Linked DNA regions of Mus musculus: region 2 is linked to region 1. Evidence: chromatin loops called from intact Hi-C (ENCODE). Cell type or tissue: heart. All regions are shown on one strand.

Region 1 (8,000 bases):
TTGTTTTTTTCTTGATGTTTAAGCTTTTCCTCGAGCCTCAAGAGATCATGTATTTTTCATTTTATTTTTTAAAATAAATCCCCTTTTTAACCAGTCAGTTTCTGTTCTGCCTTATTTCTGCATGCTTCTTGCTCTTGTCCTAATCTTTCATGTTTGTCTTTCATATGCTAGATTCCTCAAGAAAGGCTTCCATTAGTGCCCCAGCATACACTATCTTCCATGAATGCAGCTTGCTCACTGGCCCTCTACAAGTGCAAGGCATGGTTAAATATATCTGAGGGGTGTTAATTACATTTTTTTTTTTTTTGAGACAGGGTTTTACTGTGTAGCCCTGGCTGTCCTGGAACTCACTCTGTAGACCAGGCTGATAATTACATTTTTTACACAGGGATATTCAGAACAGAAAAAGCCCTGTTGTCTAGAGATAAGGAAACCCCAAAATTCAGTTTCAATGTCTTAAATGTCTTCATGGAGACAGAGGTGTAAGAGCTGGTGTAGTTCCCAGCAGTGCAGAGGGAGCTTAGGAACCACCTTGATATAATACTGAATGAAGTTATAGTCCTGACTATCTTAGTTAAAACAGAACAGGCTAAATATAAAACCTATTAAAAAAAAAGCCTCTACAGACTCCTTTATTCAAACTACTCTTAAAATTCTTTAGTTACCTACTGTGGCTTTTTCCTGTTTCTGTTCCTGAGACACAACCTGCCCATCTGACCTCCTCCACTACTCAATCTGAACCGTCCAGATTTTGCCAAACCCCTTTTGCAGCGCAGATCAAGTTCTAATCCTTAAGGACTCCTTTAGGGCTAAACACTCCCAGTCAACATCCTAGTTTGTTTGTTGGAAGTCCTAACTTCTGTACCTTACAAAGGAATCATATTTGGAGCTGAGGTCTTTAAGACACAGCTAATTAAGTTAAAATGTGTCTTAATCCAAAAAAAAAAGAGTGATGTCTCTGAACAAAGACATTAGATCAGAGACAAACATGGAGGGAAGATCCTATGAGGACACACAAGGACGCTATCTGCAAGCCAAGGGAAGAAGTACAGTAGAGACCTGGCCTACCAACACCACTTTCATCTCCAATTTCCAGCTTCTATAACTGTGAAAAAATAAGTTTCTATTATTTAGGTCACTGAGTCTGTATACTAAATTAAAGCAGGCCAACTAAACAAACACAGTCCTAAACTTACTTAAGCTTAGAACAAGTAAGCAAAATACATCATGTAGCACATGTCTATAGTGCCAGTTCTTGACAGACTGAGGCAGGAGGATTATGAGTTCAAGGCCAACATGGGTTGGAGTCTCTTGTCAAAAAGGCAAAAAGCAAATGCCTACTGCCAACAGTAGGCACAACAGTTATCACACAGAGCAGGTACACCAATCAACACATTATGCTTATTCCCTGGCATATGCTAGTTGGCTGTGTGTCCCGCCAGGACTGCAAGCTCTTTAAAGTCCAATATATTACTTTTGGCACTCCTCATGATGCCCAAATTGAGATCTTACACAATACATATGTGATTATTTTTCACTCCCTACTCCAATTTAAATTAAGGAGTAGAAATGAAGCTTTTTGACTGCTTACTCTAAATAAAGCTGGCCACTTTACTGACCTGTTTTAGACTACAGGGGTTTTTCCCCTAAATTATTTCTCTAGAAAAACCCAAACTACAGACTAGCATACAAGACTTCTCTGACTGATATCAACTCACCTCTGTACCAAACCTGGATGGCTGTGGTAGTTTGAATAGGCCTGGCCCCAATAGATTCACATGAGTGAACTCATAGGGAGTTATATTATTAGGAGATATGGCCTTGTTAGAATAGGTGTGGCCTCCTTGGAGTGTGTCACTGTGGATGCAGTGAGGTCTCCTATGCTCTAGCGATGCCCAGTGTGGACACAGTACCCTTCTGCTGACTTCAGATTAAGATGTAGAATTCTCAGCTCCTCCTTCATTACCATGTATGCCTGAATGCTTCCATGCTTCCCACCATGATTATAATAGACTAAACCTCTGAAACAAAAAAACAGCCCCAATTAAATGTTTTCCTTTATAAAAGTTGCCTTGGTCATGGTATTTCTTTACAGCAATAAAATCCAAACTAAGACAGTGGCACTCCTTACCATCTAACCCACAAATCTGCACTTCCAGTTTCTGAAACCCTAACGTGTCTTTTATCTCTCCTTTACTTGGCCACTTTGTACAGAAGGATTCAGAGGGAACTATAAAGCTTTTGTAACTTGCCAACAGCAACACTTCACCGCTCTGCAATGACCCCGTGGTGATCTCAATGCATCAGGTTTATATGTGGCTCCCTCACAACACCCCACATGCTCTCCCAAAAAGCCCTTGTTTTCAGTTGTGAATTCCTAGCATAGGACTTAGCAGGTATCTACCACATAAAGAAAGCTCACTAGACTTGGGGATTGGACTTGTTGATCTTTATCTCTCCAGAGTCTGTAGAACCCAGCATGGGGGCGTTTTCTCAGCCTTTCCTGAGCTTTTGTGACTATATTAACAATTGGACTGACTCCATCTGTATCTCTGCTCAGACTTCTTCAGGCCCCACCCCCTTCCTTCTAAAGAGATCCATCTCAGTGAAGTCACTTGTCCTACATGGCACCTGTGATCCACACTTTCACACCTGTTTGTCTTCAATCATCACCTTCTTAGGTTGGATGATGCCAGCCATATCTCCTCTGGCAGAAAATTATTCTTTCCTTTGCCCTTTGGCCAATCTCTGATACTTGTAAATCCAGCCCTTTAAGCTCTAGTACTGGGACAACTAAAATGGCTTCTCAGTTATCTCCTTGTCTAGAGACCTCTACGCTACTTCTTTTGTTGCTGTTGTCATATCTAATATTCTCCACCACACAATACTGTCAGTTCCTCAAGGGAGAGTTTCTATTAACAATTTCTATTTCCTAAGAATGACACTCCCTATACTTTCAATAAATACTAAATGAAAACACTATGCTGTTAAGTGCATCGGCTGAATTAAAGAGTCATTTTTACGTAAGCCAAATTTCTACTTTAACGTCAATATTTAGGGGTAAGGTTAAGGGTAATGATTAATCACTAGAAGTGGAGGAAGGTTTTCAGTGGAAACACTAACATGGATTAACCTACTTTCAGCCTCTGAAACAAGGTGGGAGGACCATGAAACAAACCCAGGAACTTATGACTCAGGGTCATGCTGATGAACAATCACCAGACTATGCTGTAACACAGATAGATGTCCAAAGATGTAGAAGCGATTGGAGTTCATGCAACACACAAAAAAATGCCAAGCTTCAAAGGGCGGCTCAGTGTCCCCCAACACCACCCCTGTGTCGGGCAACCTTAGGGAGTACCTGTTTAAGGCTCTCTGTACACGTTCTGTAGTGTGCGGTTCTCCAGAACCCAGAGCCTCGGGGGCACATATGTGCATGGTTCTTTGATTACAAGGTGCAGTCTCTGCAGAGGAAGCACTCAAAGGTGCTCCAAATAACCAAGCCAGGGAGATGGGGGAGACCCCGGCCAAGATGTGAGCTGCAGGGAGGTCTTCCGTGCTATGTCCCCGAAAGAGGGTCTTTCTCCTAAGAAAAGCCTTGGGCCCGAGGGTGGGGGTGAGGGGTCCGATAGGGTGTGCATGGGCAAACGAGGTGGCCCCAGAGGTGCTGGCTGCCAGGCTGTCACGTTCCAGCCGCTGCAGGTGTGGGTGCCGCCGCCGCCGCCACCGCCCGCCAGTTTCCCAGCCCCGCGCGAGCGCGCGCCGCCCGCCCGCCCCAGAGAGCGCGCCCTAACCCGCAGCGGCGTCTCAACGGCTATGCTGTGGCCAGCACCCCAGACGCACACCGCGGCTACTCAGGCCGCCCGGGCCAGGGTGAGCAGCTCAGCGGCCTGGAGGCTGAGCATGCGTAGGAGCGAGGGCGAGGCCAAATGCGGGCAGAGAGCATGCGCAGTGCTTGGACACGCTCGACTACGTGGGAGTCTGGGCATGCTCGGTGAGGACCGCGGCCCCGCGCACGCGTAAAAGGGCCCGACGCCCGCAACCCACTGGTGGAGGAAAAAAAGAAGAGAAATCACCTCAGAGTTACGTCAGGAAAGGCCGCGTTTTGCGGAGAGGCCGTAGTCCCCGACCGGGCCCGACGTCCTCCTAGGGCGCGGAGCGTGACGGTTACTCACCGCTCTTCAGCCCTGGGGCAGGCGCCAAGCCCCTTTCCGCTCACACTCGGCTCGCGCAACCCGCAGCCTCCACTGCCGCTGTGATTCCATCCATCTTGAATTTGACGTCATCCCACACCAGGGATGAGGTCATCGCAAGCAGCGCTCGTCACGTGCGTGGCGCTGGGATTGGGTGCCGGGCGGCTGGGGGCGGGCCGAGGGCGGGCCTGCGGGAGCGCGGCCGCGTTGGGTCCGGCGCGTTGGTGCCTCTCCGGTGAGGCGCGGGCACGAGCAGCAGAGCGTAGGGACGCCCCCAGGGTACGCATGTGGTCGCGGAAAGCCCCTGAATGCGGAATGTGGAGCTATCGGGAAAATAGCTCATCTCCATTTCTTCCTCCTGGAGAAAGCGGCAGTGAACAAGTTGGGTTCCCAGGTTCCCCTTATTCGCTCTGTGGCTTTTTCAAACACATATCCAAACCTTACCCTTTTAAAATGGTGTTGAAGCTGGGAAGGGTGGTGCATGCAAGGAATCCCATCATCCAGGACACTGAGGCAGATTTCCCGTTAACTATTCTGAACTACAGAGTGAGGCCCTGGCTCATTTCAAAACAAAAGACAAAGAACGATTAACCTTTTTCCCTGCAACACCAGTTCTCTTTTAGCCTCTTTGCATGAAAATTACAATGCCATTTGTCAGATGACTGTACGCCAAAACCAGGCAGCTGGGTAACAAATGCCAAACTACAAATTCCAGCTGTGAAGAAAGGGTCTCTAGGCCACGGAAGTTTTCTAGAGCCTGGAACATAGCAGCAGACAGTCTCAACAAGTGAAATTTCTGTAACAGACTTTAAAAATGCCTAGATCCGCCGGGCAATGGTGGCGCACGCCTTTAATCCCAGCACTTGGGAGGAAGAGTCAGGCAGATTTCTGAGTTCGAGGGCCAGCCTGGTCTACAGAGTGAGTTCCAGGACTACAGAGAAACCCTGTCTCCAAAAACAAAAACAAAAACAAAACAAAAGCCTAGATCTTAAATTAGGTGTTCTATGTTTCAAGAAGTGTGTGGTTTTCAAGTATGCTTCTGAAGGTGGGTTTTAACTACGTGAATCAAGGTGAAACAGCATTATGAAGTGTGTGAGGGATATGTGGAGAAAGGAATCTTGCAATAGGTAGATCCATTGGGGGGGGGGACAGACTCCAAATGAATAACTCTGAGTATTTAGTTTTTTTTTTCATTTCAAGACTATGCCCTTTAGAATTTCACACTGAAAGTTCTCTTCTGCAATCATTCAAGGGTTTTTTTTTTTTTTGGTTTGTTTATTTGTTTGTTTGTTTTTAATGTATTTGTATTTGAACTGTATGGCAGTTAAGCAAGAAGTGGTCTTGTAAAGAGGGATTTGAGAGGACCACACACCATTGGGCCTCTTTTTTACATGCAGAAAATCAGTATGGAGCTGCAGAGCCTATGGCCCAGAGAGAAGCCAGATTCGTTTGTTTTGTTTTGTTTTGTTTTGTTTTGTTTTGTTTTGTTTAACCACATGGAGTGCAAAGCAACCTCCCTCCAACTGTTTGCCAGCTCAGTTGCTGTATCTGCAGTGCATGCTGCCTGTACTCTGGTGTCTCCATGTTCAAACAAGGTTGCCAGTTCTCTGAATCTGACCTAACTGCCAAATACAACAGAAACCTTTGGATCTTTCATACACCTCTGGCTTATGATATATTATTGGTTCCTTCTTCTAACTCAGTGACAGTGCTGTGCCACTTTGCCCTGGACTTCCTGCCCCTGGTTTGCACCTTCGTGGCTTCCTGTATTATTTCCTTTGCTACCTGCCCATCCACACACTTTTCATTTCTGAGGTCTGTGGTCTTACTTTGCGTTTCTGAGGTCTGTGGTCTTGCTGGTCCTGTTACTCTGTGCTACCTCATCTATGCCAGGGAAGATACTCTGGCAGTACAGTCACTTTAAGTGTGTGTGCCCACACCCATGTGCACACACAAAACTTTCTAACTGCTCTTCCAGCCTCCAGGTTTTACTCCACCCTGGCTTTGCAACCAGGGTGGAGACTTATCTTATTTTAAGATAAGTCTTAAAATGCTACCTTACTCCAGTGTGAACACTAGGTTCTCCATTGTTTTTAGGGGAGAATTGAACTTCATCCTGTGATGACTTAATAGCTTGACCCCCATCTGTGAAAGCAAACCTTGCTTGTTACCCTTCTCAACTCACCTCTGGGCTTCAGGTATGTTGATTCCTCACTGGAGCTACCCTGTATCTTCTACCTTGTCCTGTCATCTGTAATTGCTCTGGGATTCTGTTGCTTCTATGCTCTTCCTGTCACTTCAACTTTATTCTAGGGTTGATGCTACACCTCTGTGCTCATTAGTGCCTTTTGTGGGGTTTGTCTATTGCCACCTGTATGTGCCTTTGAATTTGTCCCCCATAGGCTTCATGCCTGGCTGTGTGTGGAAGACCAACTCTGACAGTGTGGTCATCGATCTAAGGAGGGGATGTGGGGTTGGTGATAATGTAAAGCAGGCGCACACTCACACCTACTTGGTGGATGAAGCAAGCTTCAATGAGCAAACTCTAACAATGTCACACATATACATACATACACACAACATACATACATACATACCAAACATATATTCCTACATTCATACACATTCACGCACATTTGGTAGATGGAGCAAAGCTTTAACAAGCAGGCTCCAACAACTTTATTTTTTCTTTTAGCCTTTTTATACCATCTAAGACAAAGTTATCTGTGTAAGAAAACAATTACCTCATAGCCACAAGTTATGTATTCTCCAAAACCAGTCACCACAAGGACATACTCTTCAAGAACAGATTAAAATCATCACGCAAAGGAAATTACAACAGAATTATTGATTGTGTATTCTTCTTTTGAATCTCATACCTAACTAAACATTTCCCATCTATAATTCATGGTAATCACAAAGCAATAATGCTTTTGTCATTGTTTAACAACGTTTAAGCAAGTTTTTTTCCCTATGCTTAGTTGACGATTTTATTTACCAAGAAACAGATCATCTACCTTACATTTTCTTTTTGAAATCTTGTTCAGCTAAACTGGCTAATCATCTATTCTCTGTTTTTATAGTCACAATAAAATTATTTGCTCTTTATTCATAGCTTTGCCTTTTCATGGTGCACCTGTGACCACATCCCTAGATCATGAAATCCAGGAACTCAAACTGTGCTGGTTTGAATAGGTTTGCCGCCCCCTCTTCCCCGCCCCAGACTCATGTGTTTGAATGCTTGGCCCACTAGCAGTATTAGGAGGTGTGGCCTTGTTGGAGTAGGTATGGCCTTGTTAGAAGTGTGTCACTATAGGGGTGGGCTTTGAGGTTTCCTTTGCTTAAGCTCTATCCTTTGTGGAAGAGATTCTCCTCCTGGCTGCCTGTAGAAGACAGACTCCTTCTGGCTGCCTTCAGATCAAGATATAGAACTTTCAGCTCCTCCTCCAGCACCATTTCTGCCTGCATAGTGCCATACTTCCAGCCATGATGATAATGGACTGTACCTGTGAAACTGTAAGCCAGCCCCAAATAAATGTTTTCCTTTATAAGAGTTGTCTTGATCATAGTGTCTCTTCACAGCGATAAAACCCCAAGACACAGACCTAACCTAGAATGAAATGTTTTCTTTGAGCATTAATTTGTCCCAAGCCTATTTTTCTCTTCCTAGTACAATTACATACATGCAATTGTTGAAAGCTTACTGTATGCCATTTTTAACCTATGCAGCCCTCACTATTCTACAAGATAGGGTCCACATTCTACTCTTACTTCTAACTGTATTAATATATTTAATTAATTCTAACT
Region 2 (8,000 bases), 120 kb after region 1:
TTTTAATCAGATCTTGCTGAAGGATGATCCCCATAACCTCATCTCTACCAGTTTCTAAACTATTTGTAAAATCTATCACACAAAACTGAATTTGCAATGCAATGTTCAGAACTTCTAGAAACCAGATTTTCAGTGTTGAAATCTGTCTTCTGCACATCAAAAGCAATGCTTGTATGTGCACATGGAGCAGTGATATAAATAACACAGCTTCCTATGGCCAGAGCTGCAGAGCCTACTCCCCTCCAGGGAATCCACACTCAGGCAGCTCAGAGGCCAAGGCTCTTTGCCCAGGTCACCACATGTACCAAAAGAAAGACAGTCTGGTTCCCAGTCAATCACTGTCCAATCAGACTGGACTGCGATTGCTTAGCCAATCCGTTCTTCCTGGTGGCTGTCACAATCACAATGGCATGGCTTGGGAGAATATGGAAAGAACCTCCAAGCTACCTCCCAATGCTGCTCCTCCTGATTCCTAGGCTGCCCAGAGGACGGTAGCAGCTCTCCTACTGGAGGATTAGAGATTAAATCACTCAGACAGCACAGGCCTTCCCAGCTCTGCCCTTCTACCCCACCCTATGGGCAGACAGAGCCCTAGTATGGTAAATTTGTACTTTAGTAGAATCTTCTACTCTCACAGGTGTGGAGAGCTCTTGATACCGCTTCTAGGAAAATGGCCAGAATATTTGACACTGGGCCAGGACAAGGAAGTAAGCTAAAAAAAAAAAAAAAAAAAAAAAACCAGCTGAGGAATGTGTTCCTCACAATTTGTCATATCTCGATCATCTTGATAAGACCCTGAATACAGGGAACTTCCTTTACACTTTTTTCCTTCCTTGATGATGATGATGTTTATGCTTTAAAACTAACCCTATTCTTCTATGTGCCCAGGCAGTCAAGGAGGGTCTGGGTCTGTTGGCAGATTTCCCAGCCTGATGAGGCATAGGACGATAAGAGGGGGTACTCCTGAGGTTCAAGGGAGGTACCTTTGGATAAAAACAGATATTCTGTGTATATTTCAGGAAATTGTTTCTGTAAGCTTGTGGCTTTGCTTTGAATGATACTGTGGGGTATAAAAACACTACTAAAAATAAACTCAAGGCTCTGGTTGCTGCTGGCTGCTGCTGCAGCAGTATTAACCAGCAGTCCTCCCAAATCTAACTCTCGTCTTTACATCTTCTTTCTGCCTTTTCTATATTTAATCCTTGCCTTCGGTATCAGAGACTGTCTGACTCATGCTGGGGGGTCCAGTACAAGGAAAGAAAGTAGATTCAAAAATCTCTTTCTCCTCCATCCTTGTTACTCTCCTATCTGGTGTTAGGGAGTGACGAAGGGGTGTGTGGGGGAGACGCGGGGGGGGGGGGGGGGGAGGGGGGAGGTGGAGCTTGGGTGCTGTTGGGGAAGGGGTTAAGGGTAGGGGAAAAGAAGTAACCATGAAGTAGCAAAGACCAGCTACACTGATTAAGGCTAAAAGAGGAGCCAGACTAGAATGGATTTTTCATTCCACATATGCTGACACCCTTTAGTCTCTTTTAGGTTCAGGTTGAGGTTAAGTTTTGAACAACTTAAATACAGACTGGAGGCTGCAATTCTAGCCACTAAGACACATGGGAAATCTACACAGCAAGCATATTCCCAGGATCATTTCTTAAATACACAGTGCCCTAACACAGCAGGTTAGTGACAGTGTCCTGAGTGGAAGGTTCCAGATGATGAAAAAACTGGAAAAGGAAAAGGTAGAAAGTAAAAAAGCTGGGGTGGGGAGGTCTTACACAAGCTATGGCTCATGCTAAGCAAGCTTCTAAAGAATACCATCTTGTACACGATTGACATGAGTGAAAAGGAAGGAGATGGGAGACATCTATGAAGTCAGGAGAAAGATGAAGAAACTATGAAGTCAGCAGAAGCATCATACAATCGGACACACTCAGGAGAAGTCTAATTAAACAGTGCTGCACAAGGGCAACTCAGTGTTTCTCAAAAACATTTCTGACCAAATCTCTCATGGCCTTGGGAATGATAACCACAGCCCCATAGGGTAGGAAGTCTTGTTCTCAGAATCTGATTCAACCTCTCCCAAGCATATTCCTGGTTTTAGAAAAGGCCCTGGTTTTATCTCTATACCCAGGGCCTCAGGGTAAGCTGCCAAGGAGCCAGGTGAGTAGGCCCCAGGCTGTGACTGGCTCTGCCAAGCATGTTCCTGGGTTTTAGAAGGAGCTATATCATGCTCCAGACAGGGGAACCTCAGGGAAATTACAGTTTGATCACGCCAGCACTCAATAATGCAACAGTGTTTTCTTTTCTTTTCTTTTTACCCTTTTCACATGGTTGTCACTAAGTGTCATCTCGCCCATGTGGCATAAGTATGCTTTTTTCAAGCAGAAAACTGAACCTTTATGGCACACTAGGCCTTACTGTAGATTGTGATCCTGTAATGCCCCATTGAGCAGCTGGTTAGAGGCCTGCTCTTTCATATGGAGATGGGCCTAGTGGCTGCTTGTAAATCAAGTTTGTTTTCTTTATTATGGCTTGGAGCCATATTTCTGGGCAATCCTTGTGAACAAGCATGTGTATCCTAGCAACCTAAACTCTAATTGCCCTGGTTAGCACATTACTTATCTGTGAGATGTTTTACATGGAGTCCACCCTCAGATAAATTCTACTTGGAGTGCCTTACTATCTCCTAAGCTTTAGTAAATCCTTTACATCATCAATCCTGCACTTTTACATCACAGCTTGATATTGGATTGCTACCCAGCACATGAGATGTCTTTTACAACCTCCACAAAATTAACTCCAAATGGACTGTCCACCTTAATGTCAAATGCTAAGAACAGAACTTGCAGAAACTAGGACTCTCTGAGTTTGGGATCATGCCAAAGATCGTTCTACACACAGGCCAAATGCAGCCCCCACAGTGAAGTTATTCAGAGGCTACGGCTGGGTCCCGCGAGTGGCTAGGACCTCAGGGGACCTCACACGTGGCCGCCGATTCCCATTCAGTCCTGTGAAAGCCCCACCACACCAGCTCGCGCTGCTGAGACCCCTGCTTCTCCCCATTGTTGGCAGTGACCCTGTGCTCACCATGGCGCAACTTCGGAGCTTGCCTGAGCACAATCCACAGCATCCAGCGGCAGGACAAGGAGCACAGCACACAGGCCCATTCAAGCTGGCTCAGCTACTAAGTGAAACCCGCACCACGGCAACCGGAAAGCCCGCCTTCTCTTCTGACTGGCAGGTCCGCCTAAAGGCTCTGACTGGCCAGTAAGTCTGGAGCACCTCCGTTAGAGTTAAGAGTTAGCTGAAGGTACACAGTGTAGGTTCTCAGTCCAAGCTTCAAGGCCAGGACCCAACCTCTTCCAGATCTACAGGAATTTGCATTTCTGTAGTACTTGTGCCTATCCTCCAATAGCCTACCAATCTGTCCCCCCCGCACAGCGCCAGGGAGACCCCACCAGGAAGGCTGGCGGAGACCTGCCACTGCTCAGCCGCTTGCTCCTCCCCTATGTGGGCAGTGACCCTGTGCTCACGATGTCGCACCTTCGGAGCTTGCCTGAGCACAATCCACAGCATCCAGCGGCAGGACAAGGAGCACAGCACACAGGCTCATTCAAGTCTGCTCAGCAACTAAGTGAAATTCGCGCCAAGGCATCCGGAAAAACCCGCCTTCCCTTCTGACTGGCAAGTCAGCCTAAAGGATCTGATTGGCCAATAAGTCTTGAGTGACTCGAGCACCTCCCTTAAAGGTACATTGCGTAGAGATTCTCAGCCCAATTGAAGATTCTTCAAGTCCAATGCCTGACCTTTTCCAGATCTACAGGGATTTGCATTTCCATAGTACTGGTGCGGGTCCTCCAATAGCCTACTCTTCTGTCTCCCTGCACAGCCCCAGGGAGGCCCCATCAGGAAGGCAGCCGGAGATCTGCCACTACTCAGTGGCTTGCTCCTCCCCTATGTGGGCAGTGACCCTGTGCTCACCAGGTCCTGACTTCAGCCCCAGCTTCCCTAACTCACTAGGCTGTTTGACTTCTCCCTCCTGGAATTAAGGTAGGTAGCTTGCATAGCCCATTACTCAACTTGCAGGGGAGTTAGCAAACTGTCCCACAAGCGGAAAGGTGCCCAGGATATTAACTATTAGAGGGAGATTTGGGGTAACAATAGTTTATAGATATGAATAGGCTTATTAATTTCTGGTTTGTTATGTTCATAGTGTAATTAATTTTGATGCATTTGTGCCGTGGTGCAGCCCCAGCGTGAGGTATTTCTTCTTTCTTTTCGGTTCTTCTTGAGGCAACGGAGAGGTAAGAGCATAGGCGGAGGGTAAGGCTTTGTCTTAACAAAAATTTAGGGTTGCTGTATAATAAAAAGTTTACTTATCTAAGTCTAAGTTACTATGCTGTTGTACCTGACCTGCGTTCTGTGATCCTCTCAGGTCAGAAACTGCAGTTTCTGGCACTCAGCACCTCATCCTAAAACAGCAGATTAAGTAAAGAATTAATTGCTAGACCCTTTCCCCTGTTCTCCAGATGCCACTTGCTTTCGGGATAGGAGGATGTTTGGAGCTATAAACTTCTACTGAGCCAGGAGAAGTAAATAACACTCGCAGAAAGAAAAAACTTTTACATAAGCAAATATGCATAATCTCACATAAATTCATATTCAGCTTCATTCATGCTCACTTATTCATTTTCATTAGAAGCCAGATGGGCCCAGCTTTCATGCATTCTCACAATTACATACTTACACACACACATGCAGACATTCTCACAATTACATAATTACACACACATCCATATTTACATATGCATATGGAGCATAAGACCCAGCATGGTTGCAGAAAGAACTCACACATTCTAGATGAAAACTAAATGCACTCCAATCTGTATTACATAGAGAAAGAAAAGGCTTCTACCTTCTTAATGCTAAATGAATTAAACCCATGTTTGTAAGAAAAAATCTTTGTTTCTTTTAATAAGACTAAACCTGCCTTGTCCTTACCATGGGATCTGCTCTGTCCCACGGTAAGGAGAAGCCTGCTTGCTCCTTCTGCTCTCAGCATCATCTACTTTTTTCTTCTTTCCCTCTGCATTCTACACATTGCTCTCTTAGTAGTTTATGTTACCTATAATTTCCAAGCTACTCCACTCTGCATTCTCCTTCAAAAATCATCTCCTCAGCTCAGTTCTCTCACCTCCATTCCTCTCACCCCCAGCCCCCAGTTTTGTCTCTTCTCTTTGTCCTCAGCCCTTAAACATCATTCATAATACATGACCACATGTTAAAATTTTCATCAAAAGTTCACCAGAAAATCAAATCATAAATTGAAATAGAATGTTACAACAGAGGATGTTTACATGAATATCCATTAGGAGTGATTATCAAGCTAAACATCCATCACTTGTCTCAGCTCCACGGGTTCACAGAAGGCTTAAAACCATAACTAAGTTATAAGTGAAGTTTTGTATAGATAAATCCAGTCAATATTTTATCTTCTGTCCTAGCACCTATAATAAATTGTTAGTTCCCTTTTATGGCCTTTGGTTAATTGTTTTACAACCTCTTAGAATGTGCTCTGAATAGAAGAAAGTCTGGTTACTAGCTAAGAGTTGTTAACTGGTGAAACTTGAGAGACTGGGAGAGTTCTCATTGCAGCTTTGACTATCAGGAAAGGGCCTAATAGCAGTCCCATTATAAAAAAGCTTAATGATCACAGATACAATTTTAGGAATTCTTATAGGATCCTCATTAAGTATTATGTCATCCATTAGTCTATATAGCATCACTACAAGATAGTACATCTTCGTGGATCTGCAGAGATCTGCTCCAAAGGGATGTGCTTATACTTAGTGGTAGTTATGTATGTTCAATAACAACAGGAAAAGCATATTAATAGCAGGAATCTTTCCTAAAATGAGTCCCTCACAGCCTTGCTCAATGAGGGCTCACCTGTAGAAGACTATATAATAATCTGAGGCAGGCCACTTCAGGATGATCACCTGCTAGTTATTAGCTTGTCCCATTATGGCTCCTGACACAGTGGGGACTGAGGTTGTGTAGGAGGTCCAGGACATGGACAAAGCTGTCCAGATAAGATCCCCTTATCTATACACTCTACAGCACTGCACACACGTGCTAACACATCTTTGCTCTCAACAAAAATATACTGTTTTTTAAAATGAAATTACCTTTAACCTTTCTTTTTCATTAGAGATATGAGGTAGTCATCTTTCCTTGGGACAAACATCATTTTCATGTTTTCTAAGAACTATACAAATTTTCACTTTGAAATCTTAAGTGATTTACTTAAGAGAGCATGTTCTGTGATCCGCTGTGTTCACACTGTGCTTCCTTCCATGTCTCGGCAGCAGGTTGCTCTGAGTGTAGGAACTTATGCCATATTTTTCTTTAATTTTATTCTTTATATATTTTATGAAGATGAGAAGGTGTAATGTTTCATGTTTGGAATGCTTATTTGCAAAAGGACTCTGTTCTTACATATTAAGTGGTATGGATAAAGAAGAAGGAGCAACTACTTAATGTTTATCAATTAAGTGTCTTAATATATACTCGGCTACTCACACTCTCATTAGTTATAGATAAGAAATGAAGAGATTTTAGTTTTGTCTAGAGTAGAAGAATGTGAACCAACATAATTAACTTAGTATTGGTTGCAGTGCTGATAACAGCCATCATGTATTTTTTAAATTTCACAAAAAAGAGAATTATATGACTTTTACTATTATAAAGGATGCCTCATGTAAAAGAAATTACCTTATTCTACCTAAAATTTTGAGCCCTAGCAGTACATTTAAGCTCTTTTTTTCTGTTTGTCAGTAAATAGCTAGTAGGCAAGCCTAAGTTATTGAGAACCTAAATCATTAAACACCATCAAACAGAAAAAAAAATGCTTAATTATACTTCACATTATACATTGGGCAGTTTATAGTTATATGGTAAGATGTATAGTGATATTAATAAATCATCAATTATAAGCATGATTCTGCTTCTTCTAAAAGAAGAAACGAACAACAGTAAGCTTTGGGACAATGATTGAGGGAAAAGGCCATTGAACACGACCACATAGACAGCTGTAAATTAGATGACCATGGAGACAGAAATGGAAAGAAAACAGCTTAAGAAAAAGCTCAGGGTAGGAACAAATCACTTTTAAAGGTTTAAAAGGAAGAGAAACAAACACGATCTTTTTTAAGGGATACCAATTGGCAGGCACAACAAAGTCTAAATTGTACTTCAGATTATACCCCACGACAGTATCCTGCATACATGTAGGCTATCTGCACTGAGTTACATTATAACGTGATCTAATGTCCACATGAGATAGTGACCTTTACTGGTTTTCCATAGTACAATAAAATAAGTAAAATGCTATTGTATAAATACTAATGTCATTAAATGAATCTGTGTTCTCCAGAAAGAGACACACATTAAAGACAGAACTTAGCTCAGGTCAGTGCTTTGAAAGAGGGTTGGAGCCCTTCCCTGTCAGTGGCTCAATGCAGCTCACCACCTCCTATTTATTAACATGTAAAAAGGAGCAGAAAAGACAATGTTCAGCAAGATTAAGCAAATGGTGAAGGATATTTTCAGTTTGTAATATGAAATTTAGGTACCCAGAACCCTCAAAAGACACAACCTCATAGATAGGTAAGGATTACATGGTCTTGCGAAAAAGCCCATGAATTCAAGAAGATAAAAATCTGTAAATACGGGACTGGAGAGATGGCTTAGCAGTTAAGAGTACCTACTGCTCTTCCAGAAGTCCTGAGTTCAATTTGAGCAACCACATGGTGGTTCAAAACCATCTGTAATGGGACCTGATGCCCTCTTCTGGTGTGTGTCTGAAGACAGCTTCAGTGTACTCATATAAATAAAATAAATAAATAAATAAATGATATTAAAAATAAAAAATTGTAAACACAATTTGTACTTAAAAATGCAAGCTTAAAACTTTATATGCCCCAGTACAGGGGAACACCAGGGCC

Evidence for each region. A loop is a pair of places that touch in the nucleus more often than their neighbours do. Peaks named below come from ENCODE experiments on the same cell type or tissue, not always from the same donor. Only the 100,000 strongest peaks of a DNase experiment are listed, where the experiment ranks them.
Region 2: it touches region 1 in a loop (3-fold over the local background); 4 of 42 quality-filtered maps call a loop at or near these places.

The regions. Positions count from the first base shown.
Region 1 is chr16:97,958,338-97,966,337 of GRCm38, forward strand. It overlaps Zbtb21 (zinc finger and BTB domain containing 21), which reads right to left and starts at 4,285. Exons shown (of 3, transcript NM_175428.4): 1 at 4,077-4,285. In heart, a CTCF peak has its summit at 4,429; DNase peaks (open chromatin) are centred at 3,954 and 4,344; H3K4me3 peaks cover 2,372 bases; H3K27ac peaks cover 1,971 bases.
Region 2 is chr16:98,078,809-98,086,808 of GRCm38, forward strand. A630089N07Rik (RIKEN cDNA A630089N07 gene) reads right to left here and starts at 3,631. Exons shown (of 5, transcript NR_015491.1): 1 at 3,538-3,631. In heart, no CTCF peak of the experiment used is centred here; DNase peaks (open chromatin) are centred at 3,223 and 3,713; H3K4me3 peaks cover 2,287 bases; H3K27ac peaks cover 1,475 bases.